Linked DNA regions of Homo sapiens: region 1 is linked to region 2. A link is a contact called in ENCODE Hi-C or POLR2A ChIA-PET data. All regions are on one chromosome and are shown on one strand. Each heading gives the region's core, a stretch centred on a gene start or an enhancer-like site at or near the end of the contact. The rest is flanking DNA. Distances are from core to core; before and after follow the strand shown.

Region 1 (5,795 bases), core at 65-2,564, 110 kb before region 2:
TGAGATCACAGCCCAAGTCTCCTGATGTGTAGCCATTTGGAAACATTTCTTTCTATTTGTGCCTTGGAAGGTGGGCAAGAGGCAAAAAAAAAAAAAAAAATGTAAAGGATATAAGGCCGGGTGCGGTGGCTCTTGCCTGTAATCCCAGCACTTTGGGAGGCTGAGGCAGATGGATTGCCTGAGGTCAGGAGTTCGAGACCAGTCTGGCCAACATGGTGAAACCCCATCTCTACTAAAAACACAAAAAAATTAGCCAGACGTGGTGGCATGCGCCTGTAATCCCAGCTACTCGGGAGGCTGAGGCAGGGGAATTGCTTGAACCAGGGAGGCGGAGCTTGCTGTGAGCCGAGATCATGCCACTGCACTCCAGCCTGGGTGACAGAGCGAGACTCTGCCTCAAAAAAAAAAAAGAAAAAAGAAAAAAAAAAAAGGATATAAATACACAGTTAAATAGGATAAATAAGACCTAGGGTTCAATAGGTCAGAAGAGTGGCTTTAGTTAACAATAACCTATTGAACACTTCAAAATAGCTAGAAGAGAATAATTTAAACATTCCTAGCATAAAGAGAAGATAAATATTTAAGGTGGTGGATATCCTAATTACCCTGATTTGATCTTTACACATTATATGAAGGTATCAGAATAGCACATGTTGGCTGGGCACAGTGGCTCATGCCTGTAATCCCAGCATTTTGGGAGGCTGAGGTAGGAGGATCACTTGAGGCCAGGAGTTTGAGATCAGCTTAAGCAAAATAGTGAGATCCTGTCTCTACAGAAAAATTTAAAAATTAGCCAGGCATGGTGGTATGTGCCTACAGTCCCAGTTACCTGGGAGGCTGACGCAGAAGGATTAGTTGAGCCCAGGAGTTCAAGGCTGCAATGCAGTGAGCTATGATCACGCCACTGCATTCCAGCCTGGGCAACAGAGTGAGACCCTGTCTCAAAAAAATATGTATGTAATATAAAATTACATATACCCTCAAATATGTAAATCTATTATGTATCAATTTTTAAAAACGAATAAAAAGAGTAAGTAGTTCAAATAAAAGCTCAAGACAGGCAATTGTATTAGTCAGAAAGTAAAGCTTTCTGGAGAGTTTCCTAACTTCTGAATAAACTTCAGCAGGTTTTGCAGAATTAGGCTAGTGGAAACATAAGGCTCTTGCAAAAAAATTTCAGAAAGTACTCTTGCCTTTTTAAGTGCAAAATAAGCAGATTGCAAAGGCGCTTTTCCTCTCCACCCTGAAAGGTGGTGTTTGTACTTGAGAAGGGAGGAAGGAGGGGGCCTGAGTACTGAGGCTTCCCATCCACTTATACAATTTCCCAGCGAGGACTTGGGGATCTGCAAGGCCTGTGCCAAGTCAGGCTTTATGCCGGCATTGAGAAGTGATACACAAGTGGGTGGAAACAATGAAGAAATGTTTTGTGGGATTTGAGAGACCTCATATCCCCCAATACGCTGTTAGTATCACTTGTTGAAATTAGAGACTGGGCACAGTGGCTCACGCCTGTAATCCCAGCACTTTGGGAGGCTGAGGTGGGAGGATCCCTTGAGCCCAGGAGTTTGAGACCAGCCTGGGCAACATGGTGAGCCCTCGTCTCTACAAAAAAATTTATTTTTTAATTTTTTTGGAGACAGGGTCTCATTCTGCCACCCAGGCTGGAGTGCAGTGGCACAATCATAGTACACTGCAGCCTCAAACTCCTCGGCTCAACTGATTCTCCCATCTCAGCCTCCATGCCCAGCTAATTTTTATATTTTTTGTAGAGACAGGGTTTCGAACTCCTGGGCTCAAGCAGTCTGCCTGCCTTGGCCTCCCAAAGTGCTGGAATTACAGGTGTGAACCACCACACCTGGCCTACGAAATTTTTTTTTTTAATTAGCTGGGGGTGGTGGCATGTACCTGTGGTCCGAGCTACTCGAGAGGCAGACGTGGGAGGATGTCTTGAGCCCAGGAGGTTAAGGCTGCAGTGAGCTGTGATTGTACCACTGCACTCCAGCCTGGACAACAGAACAAGATCCTGTCTTAAAAGAAAAAAAAAGAAATTAGCCTAGGTTTTTAGTAAGGAGAGGCTACCTCTAAAGCCCCACCATGACTGCACCCTTGGGCTTCAAGACCCACACACTTTAAGGGGCTACTCAAGTGCACCACAGCTGTCCACAATCCTAAGAGCCACTGATGTTTTCACAGGTGGGCTGCAAGAGCACCAAGCACCAGAATCACATATGGGACTATCACCAAAGAGAGAGACTACTGCGCGGAAGACCAGACTATCGAGAGCTGGAGAGAAGAAGGTTTCCCAGTGGGCTTGAAGCTTGCTGTGCTTGGTATTTTCATCATTGTGGTGTTTGTCTACCTGACTGTGGAAAATAAGTCGCTGTTTGGTTAAGTAATTTAGGAGCAAAGCAATGCTCCAAGCGAGGCCTCCTGCTTCAGGAAAGAACCAAAACACTACCCTGAAGGGCCAGCCTAGCCTGCAGCCCTCCCTTGCAGGGAGCCTTCCCTTGCACTGTGCTGCTCTCACAGATCGGTGTCTGGGCTCAGCCAGGTGGAAGGAACCTGCCTAACCAGGCACCTGTGTTAAGAGCATGATGGTTAGGAAATCCCCCAAGTCATGTCAACTCTCATTAAAGGTGCTTCCATATTTGAGCAGGCGTCAAACAAGGAAACTGTCTGGCGTTTTTCTTTCTAAGTATGGTGACAAGCCATAGGTCGCATTTTATTCACTCCTCCAATTGTATAGCCAATTCTGGGAAACAGCTAATTTACAGCAGAAGAATGTGTCTAGTTTAGTAAACACAAAGAAATGTCCAACACCATGAAAACAATTTAGAACAGGATAGCATTTTTGCCTTTGAAACTTAGCAAGGTTCTAAAAAATTACCATCTGACAAAGGAATGTAATAACCATGGCCTCAGGGACCAGGCAGAGCTGTGTAGGCACCCGGCTCCTCTCTTTATCGGCCCTGTGACCTTGGGTGAGTTAGTTGTCCTCCTGGAGTTTCAATTTCAGCTTTCAAAAATAGGGGTAGAATAGGCCTCTTAGGGTGATGAAGAATTTGAGGAAATAATGTGAGTAGTGGACTTAGTGTGGTCCACACCTGACTTGTAGCAAGCACTCAATAAATGCTTAAGCAATGTTACACTTTGGCACAATATGGGAGGAGCTAATTCTAGGTACAAAAAAGCACCAAAGGCTGGGCATGGTGGCTCACGCCTGTAATCCCAGCACTTTGGGAGGCCGAAGTGGGTGGATCACTTGAGGTCGGGAGTTCAAGACCAGCCTGGCCAACATGGCGAAACCTTGTCTCTACTAAAAATACAAAAAATTAGCCGGGTGTGGTGGCGCATGCCTGTAGTCCCAGCTACTCGGGAGGCTGAGTCAGGAGAATCACTTGAACCCAGGAGGCAGAGGTTGCAGTAAGCAGAGATCGTGCCACTGCACTTCAGCCTGGGCAACAGCCCGGGCTCATGATCCACCTGCCTCGGCCTCCCAAAGTGCTGGGATTACAGGCATGAGCCACCATGCCCAGCCTGAAAATGCTTATTTAAAAATTTTTTTAAAAAATAGCTTTATTGTGGAAGGCTGAGATAGGGGAATTGCTTGAGTCCAGGAGTTCAAGGCTGCAGTGAGTTGTGATCACACTACTTCACTCCAGCCTGGGCCCTATCTCTTAAAATATATATATGTAGAGAGAGAGATAAATAATTTATATGCCATATAATTCACCTACTGAGGGTTACAGTTCAATGATTTTTAGTATATTCATAGGGTTATGCAATCATTCCCGCAATAAATTTTAGAATATTTTCATCATTCCAAAAAGAAATTCTTAAGGTGCTCATTTTAATGGTAAACAAAAAAGGACACAAATTTGTTGTACCATATTATCACAACTGCACAACACTGGAAGAAAATATGTCAAAATGTTAAGAGTACTTCGGTGACTGGAGCTCTAATTTTTCCCCCTATTTCTACTTTTTAAATATTTTTAAAGATTTCTGTAAGTAGTGTGTATCAGTTTGCTAATGAGAGAATATAAATATTAATTTTTAAAAATTGCATTCTGTCTGGATGTGGTGGCTCATGCTTGTAATCCCAGCACTTTGGGAGGCTGAGGTGGGAGGATCGCTTGAGGCCAGGGGTTTGAGACCAGCCTGGACAACATAGCAAGATCCTGCCTATAAAACAAAAAAAGAAGAAGAAATTTTTGAAAAACTGCATACTGTATTACAGTTTGAATGCAAGGATCATAAAACTCTAGTAAGACTGGCTTAAACAGAGATTTATTTTTATCTCATAAAAAGAAGTCTAGGGCCAGGCGCTGTGGCTCAACCCTGTAATTCCAGCACTTTGGGAGGCCTAGGTGGGAGGATCACCTGAGGTTGGAAGTTCAAGACCAGCCTGACCAACATGGACAAACCGTGTCTCTACTAAAAATACAAAATTAGCCAGGCGTGGTGGCACATGCCTGTAATCCCAGCTACTCGGGAGGCTGAGGCAGGAGAATCACTTGAACCCGAGAGGTGGAGGTTGCGGTGAGCCAAGATCATGCCATTGCACTACAGCCTGAGTTTTTTGAAACTCCGTCTCAAAAACAAAAAAAAGTCTAGAGTTTAAGATGTCCAATATTGTTTAAAATGACCAAAAATGTAATATAATTCTGATTCAAACAAACCAGCTGCAGAAAAAATTATGATCAAGGAGATGCGAAACTGACCCGATTCTTGGTGGTATTCAGAGAGGTTTGGTCTGACTGAGCTGCAGCAGCTGTCCGACTCCCAGGGGAAAAAGCGAAAGGCTGAGAGAATCCCAGACACTGGCCTGACACGTTGGAACTGCCGAAATTCCATGAAGGATCCAGATAATGGCCATCACATCATCATTTAAGGCAGGACGTAAGGACTAACCATGTCTCTTCTCCAGCTCTACATATTTCATCCTGAGCAGCAAGGGAGGCTGAGAAAGTGGGCGCTGGAGCCTTGGCAGCCTCTGTGTTAGAAGAGGGAGAAGAGGATTGGTCATAGGAGTAAGCAGAGCCAACCTACAGTGGTGGCCACATGCACTTAAAAAAGAAAACTTCTGTTGTGTTGTTTGGTTTGTTTGTTTTGAGACAGGGTCTCACTCTATTACCCAGGCTGGAGTGTGGTGGATCACCGCAACCTCCACCTCCCGGGCTCAAGTGAACCTCCCACCTCAGCCTCCCGAGTAGCTGGGACTACAGGCATGTGCCACCATATCTGGCTAATTTTTTTTGTATTTTTTATAGAGATGGGGTTTCACCGTGTTGCCCAGGCTGGTTCCGAACTCCTGGGCTCATGTGATCCTCCCAAAGTGCTGGGTTTACAGGCGTGAGCCACTGCGCTCCACCAATACTTCCGTTCTTAATAAAACCAAACATGATAAAAAATAAAACTTCTAGAAAGTTTCCTCCATTATTTTCAACTTTTCCCAGTTCTTTTATGTTAGAATTCTGGAATCAGTTTAAAGAGACTGCACAGACAATTACTTTTGTGTCTGACCATTCAAGGTGTGAGTTCCCAACCAGCAGTATCAGCATCTCAGGCTCCGTCCCAACTACTGAGCCAGAATCTGCATTTCAACAGGATCCCAGGTGATTCCTACCCAAATTAAAGTTTGGGAAGCATTGTGGTGGCCCATCCCTATCAGATGCTGTGATATAGTGATATAATAAAAAATTTATATTTTGTCTCTGCCCCGGTTCCTGGCACACAGTTCCTAAAACTGTTGGAATCTCCTGAATGGTAAGTGTCTTTTTTATGCTATTTGA
Region 2 (6,390 bases), core at 3,239-5,738:
ACTCCTGACCTCAGGTGATCCACCCGCCTCGGCCTCCCAAAGTGCTGGGATTACAGGCGTGAGCCACTGCACCCGGCCCCACACCTGTCTTTACTCTCCACCACCCTGACTCCATAAGCCTCCCCTCTACCATGTTGGGAACCTGCCCTTGAGTTGGCTTTGCACACAGACACCATCTTAGGTATTCCCACAGCCCCCAGGGCTTGGTCACTCATTAGCCATGTCAGTCTCTCCATCCTAAGTTCTTGATTTGTGTAGATATGGGGACACAAGAACTAGAGAGGTGATGTTACCTGCTCAGTGTCACACAGCACATCTAAGCATCAATCCCCAAATCCCCAGAATGCCAGATGGCTCCAGCTCTTCCTCAAGGGAATGCTTTTTCTTTCTCTTCTTTCTGAAAGCTTCCCTCTGGCTTCCCTTTGGCTTTCAATGGGTTGTCCCCATGCCAGGGGCACCTGCGTGGTTGTTGTGGTTTTGTGTTTCCCTTCCCTTTGGCTTTTTTTTTTCCTTGTTTTTTTGTTTTTTTTTTTTTGACAGAGTCTCGCTCTGCTGCCCAGGCTGAAGTGCAGTGGTGCAATCTTGGCTCACTGTAACCTCTGCCTCCTGGGTTCAAGCAATTCTCCTGCCTCAGCCTCCCGAGTGGCTGGGACTACAGGCACGCGCCACCACGCCCGGCTAATTTTAGTATTTTTAGTAGAGACAGGGTTTCACTATGTTGGCCAGGCTGGTCTTGAACTCCTGACCTCAAGATCCACCTGCCTTGGCCTTCCAAAGTACTGGGATTACAGGCACGAGCCACCGTGCCCAGCCACCTTTGGCTTTCAAGCATAGACAACCCCTTTGAAGCCCCCAAGCCTCAGAGTTCTGGGGTGGAGTTTCCTTCCCGCTCTGAAAGCCATCCTCATTCTCCTTCTCACTGCCACAGACTTAGAAGCCCCTTCCTCAGGTATCTTGCCCTCTGGGTTGTGGGCCAGGCAGTGCTAATGCCTGAAATAACTGCACAGCTACTCATGCCATGGATACCCTGTCTCCCACTCCAACCCCAGGACGTGACCAAAGCCATCATGCTATAGAACACGGTCCCTTTTTGCTTCTTATGCTTCCTCCAATGCTTGGAGAAACCTCCCCTAGCCCCCATCAGAAGGAAGCTCTACATCTTGTAAACCTTCCTGTCCCCGCCAGGCCCTATGGCAGCATTGATCTCTGCCTGCCCTTGTGTTGATGGTGTGTGTGTGCATGTGCGTGTGCGTGTGTGTGTTTGTGTGTGTCTGTCCCCACTAGCTCGTGAGCTCCATGACAGCAGAGACCATGTCTTGCTCCTCTGTGTCTCCAGTGCCTGTCACAGAGCCGGAGCTCAAAACCATGTTTCTTGAATTTAATTGAACCTAAAGCTGGGTGGTTTGGGGGTCACAAACCTGGACTCCATGGCTGCCAAACCATGATAAGAGCTTCAAGACCAACAGAGGAGAAAATGAAGAAGAAGGAAGGGAACCCCTCCTTGGCCTTTTCCTTCTCAGAAGTCGGAATCCCATCACTCAGGTCTTCCCACCCTTGGCCTGGCCAGGCCAGGCCACACTTGGCTGAGAAGCTCGAGAGGAGGATGCCGGTCAGAGAGACATCAGGTCTGTGTTGGTGACTTGTCTCTTGCATGAGTTCATTTAATGACCAGTTTCATGGGAAATCCTCTCTTCTCCATCTCCACGCTCAGTATGGGTGACTGGGGCTGACCCCAACTAGAAAAAGGACAGAGGGACCCCAGTTAAGTAATAGCTGGAGACAGCGCCAGGTAGGAGTGGATGGTTTCTTAACTAGGGTGGTACGGAGAGGACTCACTCTTCCTACAGGAGAGCAAAGAACAGAGCCCCAGACCAGCCAGAGAAACACTCAGATCTTTCTAAAGTGTTTACTTGAGACTTATCTTCAGGGAGCTGAGATCACAGCAAGAATAACCAAAGTGGCCGGGCGCAGTGGCTCATGCCTGTAATCCCAGCACTTTGGGAGGCTGAGGCAGGTGGATCACCTGAGGTCACGAGTTCGAGACCAGCCTGGACAATATGGTAAAACCCAGTCTCTACTAAAAATACAAAAATGAGGCTGGGTGCAGTGGCTCACACCTGTAATCCCAGCACTTTGGGAGGCTGAGGTGGGCAGATCACCTGAGGTTGGGAGTTCGAGACCAACCTGACCAACATGGAGAAACCCCATTTCTACTAAAAATACCAAATTAGTATTACAGGCATGGTGGCGCATGCCTGTAATCCCAGCTACTTGGGAGGCTGAGGCAGGAGAATCACTTGAACCTGGGAGGCGGAGGTTACGGTGAGCCAAGATCATTCCATTTCACTCCAGCTTGGGCAACAAGAGCAAAACTCCGTCTCAAAAAAACAAAACAAACAAACAAACAAAAAACAAATTAGCTGGGCATGGTAGCACACACCTGTAGTCCCAGCTGCTCAGGAGGCTGAGGCAGGAGAATAGCTTGAACCCAGGAGGTGGAGGTTGCAGTGAGCCAAGATCGTGCCACTGCCCTCCAGCTTGGGCGACAGAGCAAGACTTTGTCTCAAAAAAAAAAAAAAAAAATCAAAGTAAGGCAACAAGAGAGGGATAAAAGACTACAAATAGGGTACAGTGCACACTGCTTGGGTGATGGGTGCACCAAAATCTCACAAATCCCCACTAAAGAACTTACTCATGTAACCAAACACCACCTGTTCCCCAATAACCTATGGAAAAAAAATTATAACAACTACTTAATGCCAGATACATGCTGAGAAAATTAAACTGAAATAATTTGTTTCACTTAAAAACAAAACAAAACAAAAAAACACAGTAAGGGCAACAAGAGAACCTTCAGCTGAGGCTGGCAGGGCGCCGAGACTGGGCACCCAGACCTCTCAGGATCACCTCTGGGGCTTTTGGAATCAGAGCCAGCTTAGTGGATGGCTGCCTGGAGGCAGGCGCATGGCTGAGGTGGCACCGCTGGGCCCAGGATGCTTCATCCGGACAGTCGAGCCTTGGGGTATGGGGGGACCAAGGCGGGAGTGCTCTCCTGGGAGGCCCTGTGTCTGGCGGGCATCGCTGCTGTCACCACCCCGACTGCTCTTCTGGCTGAGTGACTCAGGACCTGCCAGCAGGCCCAAATGTGCTGGGACAAGTCTCAGCCTCCCCTCCTTCCCCACATGCCTCCCCGCAGCCTAGTGGGGACCAAGCTTCCTCCTTCCATCTGCATCTGGAGTTTGGCTGCAAGCCGTCAGGCCCATGGGTCACTGCTGGCTGCTTTCCCAAGCCCTGCCCAGCCCTGTCCCTGGGCAGATCAAAGCCCTCCCTGGGGGCCCCAGATGGCTGGCAGCATTCTAACAGGTCATTCCCCTAGAGTGAGATCCTGGGGTGTCATGGGGCAGGCACTCATAGCTGACACCTACGAGCCTCACCGGTGTCCTAACAGTTGGGCAGCACGGATATGATTATCCCCATGTTTCAGCTGGGGAAACTGAGGCCCACAACCTCCACAGTCTCAACTCAAAAGCAGGCATCTTGATTCCTGCTCTCCTTCCTAGACCCCACACCCAGGACCATGGGCTGGAGGCGGGAGGGACCCACAGACTGATACACTTGTGGAGCTGGGGTGTTGGCAGCCATCTTGGGTCAAATAGGCTGAATCCAGTCCTCTCTCAAGCTGGGGCTTGGCCTCTTGGGACTGGACCAGCTTTGTCTACCAGACCGAGGGGAGAGGCTGCTGGGAATAAGCAGGCTCTGGGTTCCCAGGGAAGAGGAACCCTAAGGACCTCTATTAGGTTTTCCAGAATCAGAGGCTGAGGCTCACTTAGCCACCCTTGGCCTTGTATGTTCCTGTGGGGTCGGCCTTAGACTTCCCTGAAGAGTTCTTCTGCATCTTAATATCTTACAGGCTCAGGAAAGAGGAGCAGTAATAAGTCCAGTCTCGGGTTAATCCATCATATTCTAGGCCTTGTGCTTAAGTCTTGACCTGCAGAATGTCAAGTCTCCTGCACCCAAGCCTGTGAGCCAGTGCCATGTCATCTCCATTCCTCCTGGAAGATGAGGAGATTGGGCTGAGAGCAGCTGGAACCCTGTCCAAGGTGAGTGGCAGCACTGGGGTTTGAGCCTAGGTCTGCTGGCTCCTTAATATTGGGATCCAGACTTGACTTAAGGGCCCTGGCTTTGAAAGGGAAATTGAACCTGCCATGAAGATCCCTCCAGGTGCCCAGGCTGCAGCTCCCCTCCTCTCCCACCCTGTGGCCCCAAGTCTTTCCTCCTCCCTTCCCTCCCTCCATAGCTCAGAACCACTCCAGAGTAACCTGTGCTGGCAGGGGTTAAGTCACCTCCTGCTGGCCTGTGCTGTCTGCCTGCTTTGCTGTTTGCCAGGGCTGCACCTGTTGTAGCCCTACAGTTTTGATGAGGTTGGCAGGGAGTGCCAGCTCTGCACGGGCATGGTAAACATGCCACCTGCCTGCTCAGTGCTGCTGGAGCAGTAACGTGCCAACTTCAACATGAATTCTTAGCTACTCCCTCTGTAGTGGACCCAGGCTGAGGGGAGCATACCAGCCTGGCTGAGACCTCCGGACCCTCAGGTGAGGGGCTGGGACCTGCATGACAGATGCTCTGGGAAGGACCTGCCTGTTGGCCCTGCATTCTGAAGAACGGTCCCCAGCAAAGGAGGCCAGGTTGAAGTGGGGGCAATGCACTCCCTTTTTTCCTTCTTTTTTTTTGTTTTTTTATTTGAGACAGAGTTTCACTCTTGTCGCCCAGGCTGGAGTGCAATGGCACACTCTTGGCTCACTGCAACCTCCGCCTCCCAGGTTCAAGTGATTCTCCTGCCTCAGCATCCCAAGTAGCTGGGATTATAGGCATGTGCCACCACGCCCGGCTAATTTTGTATTTTAAGTAGAGATGGGGTTTCACCATGTTGGTCAGGCTGGTCTCGAACTTCTGACCTCCGGTGATCCACCCACCTTGGCCTCCCAAAGTGTTGGGATTACAGGCGTAAGCCATCATGCCGGGCCGCACCCCCTTTTTTCTAAAGGGCGAGAAGGCTCAAACACAAACAAGGAAGCATCAGTGACCATCAGAGTCCCAGACAGGCAGGGCTTTATTAGACACGTTGTCATGATAAGGCAAACACAGGCTGGTGTTCTGTCCTTTTTGCAGATGACCCTGTGTAGCTGGGGCTGGTCTTCCCCCACCTCCTCTGTTCGCTGTCAGTCTCAGGATCAGCTGAGCATGGCCGCCACCCTCCCTCCCTTTTTCCTCCTCCCTTTCAGTGTGGGCTGTTGTTGGCAGTGACATTTAATTCAGGGAAGGCACCTGACCTTGGGGAGGAATGTGGGAAATGTCTGCAGCCTGGGGCAGCCACCCCCCACCTGGGGCCCAGGAATGTGGGCTCTAGGACACCTGTGGCCCCCAAGGGAGGTGAGTGTAGGGTCCAGGAATGACACTGTTGGAAGGCCCCGGCAAGGTCACCTAGTGAAACTCTTACATTGTGCAGAGGGTGAGGATGAGCCACCAATGCCACCCCCCGTGGCACCAGCACAGCCTTCTCTCCAATCTGGTGACAGCACTGTCTCTGACTCTTGTTGTCTCCTCAAGCCTGAGGCCACAAGTACAGCGGCAACTTCTGATTTGTCAGACCCACAGAACTGCAGAATGTCCAAGCCCTTCGAAGTGAGCTGCTGCACATCCTCTACCGCTGATGTGGAGACTGAGGTGCAGAGAGATGTGAGTTGGCTGCCATCTACTCACTATGGGCCAGGACCCAGGTCTCTGGGGTGGGTGCATTTCCCACCATCCCTCCTGTTCCAGATGCTGGAAGTCAGCATCTTTTCATCCCAGCAGGGAGATTCAGGTGGCCTCTCCTAAACCCCCACAGGGTTACTGCTGGGAGTGCAGTGCCATCTAGGGTGCCCATCTGTGTGAACTGCCGGGAGTGGGTGCTGCAGCCACAGAGGGCCTGGTCACTACACTCAAGCCCATGCTCCAGCACCTGGAGAGCAGGTGCTCTGTGCTCTGGCTGACGGCTCTGAGAAAACCAAGCTAACTCCAGCAGCTGCCTTCTTTGGGGCTGCACCGGGAGAAAGTGTTAGCGTAAGGACTCTGCTGCCCTCTCGTGGCCTCACTTGGGTATGGCTGCTGCCATTCAGGCCGCTGGTGGCTCACCTGCTCCGAGCTATGGAAATCTCTCTCCTAATTGCCTTTGCCTGGACTCTAAGAGGCCTGGATGGGGTGGATATCATCCCTTCTATCATACCGCTTAGGCCATGCCTTGTTCCTTGTCGGATTCTGGAGGAAGAGGGCCTCAGGTCAACAGGAGAGGCCTAGCCTGTGTTACCCAGAATGCTTGGGTGTGGGGAGAGACGTGGTGGTTCCCACAGA

What was found. A loop is a pair of places that touch in the nucleus more often than their neighbours do. ChIA-PET counts read pairs that join two places held with the same protein, here RNA polymerase II (POLR2A). Pooled maps may share reads with other maps.
Region 1: a loop to region 2 is called in a map of endothelial cell of hepatic sinusoid, with 6 times the contacts of the local background. The contact joins two enhancer-like sites. A Hi-C loop is called at or near these places in 2 of 168 maps with a recorded cell type or tissue (PC-9 and endothelial cell of hepatic sinusoid) and 6 of 50 pooled maps. POLR2A ChIA-PET finds 5 or more read pairs at or near these places in 2 of 52 experiments (A673 and AG04450).

The regions. Positions count from the first base shown.
Region 1 is chr1:205,378,255-205,384,049 of GRCh38, reverse strand. LEMD1 (LEM domain containing 1) reads left to right here. Exons shown (of 6, transcript NM_001199050.2): 6 at 2,194-2,672. The coding sequence ends at 2,392. LEMD1-AS1 (LEMD1 antisense RNA 1) reads right to left here. Exons shown (of 4, transcript NR_038425.1): 2 at 4,725-4,996; 3 at 1,906-2,023. It overlaps LOC105371698 (a long non-coding RNA gene), which reads left to right and starts at 5,400. Exons shown (of 3, transcript XR_922462.2): 1 at 5,400-5,618; 2 at 5,741-5,769. Within about 2 kb of position 1,314, at least 2 of the 41 ENCODE cell types and tissues checked have a DNase peak (open chromatin) inside an H3K27ac peak, as active enhancers do.
Region 2 is chr1:205,273,374-205,279,763 of GRCh38, reverse strand. No RefSeq gene overlaps it. Among named protein-coding and RNA genes, the nearest start is that of TMCC2-AS1, 39 kb to the right of the region's middle. RefSeq lists enhancers at 3,272-3,931, 4,540-5,122, 5,123-5,704 and a silencer at 5,949-6,243. Within about 2 kb of position 4,488, at least 11 of the 41 ENCODE cell types and tissues checked have a DNase peak (open chromatin) inside an H3K27ac peak, as active enhancers do.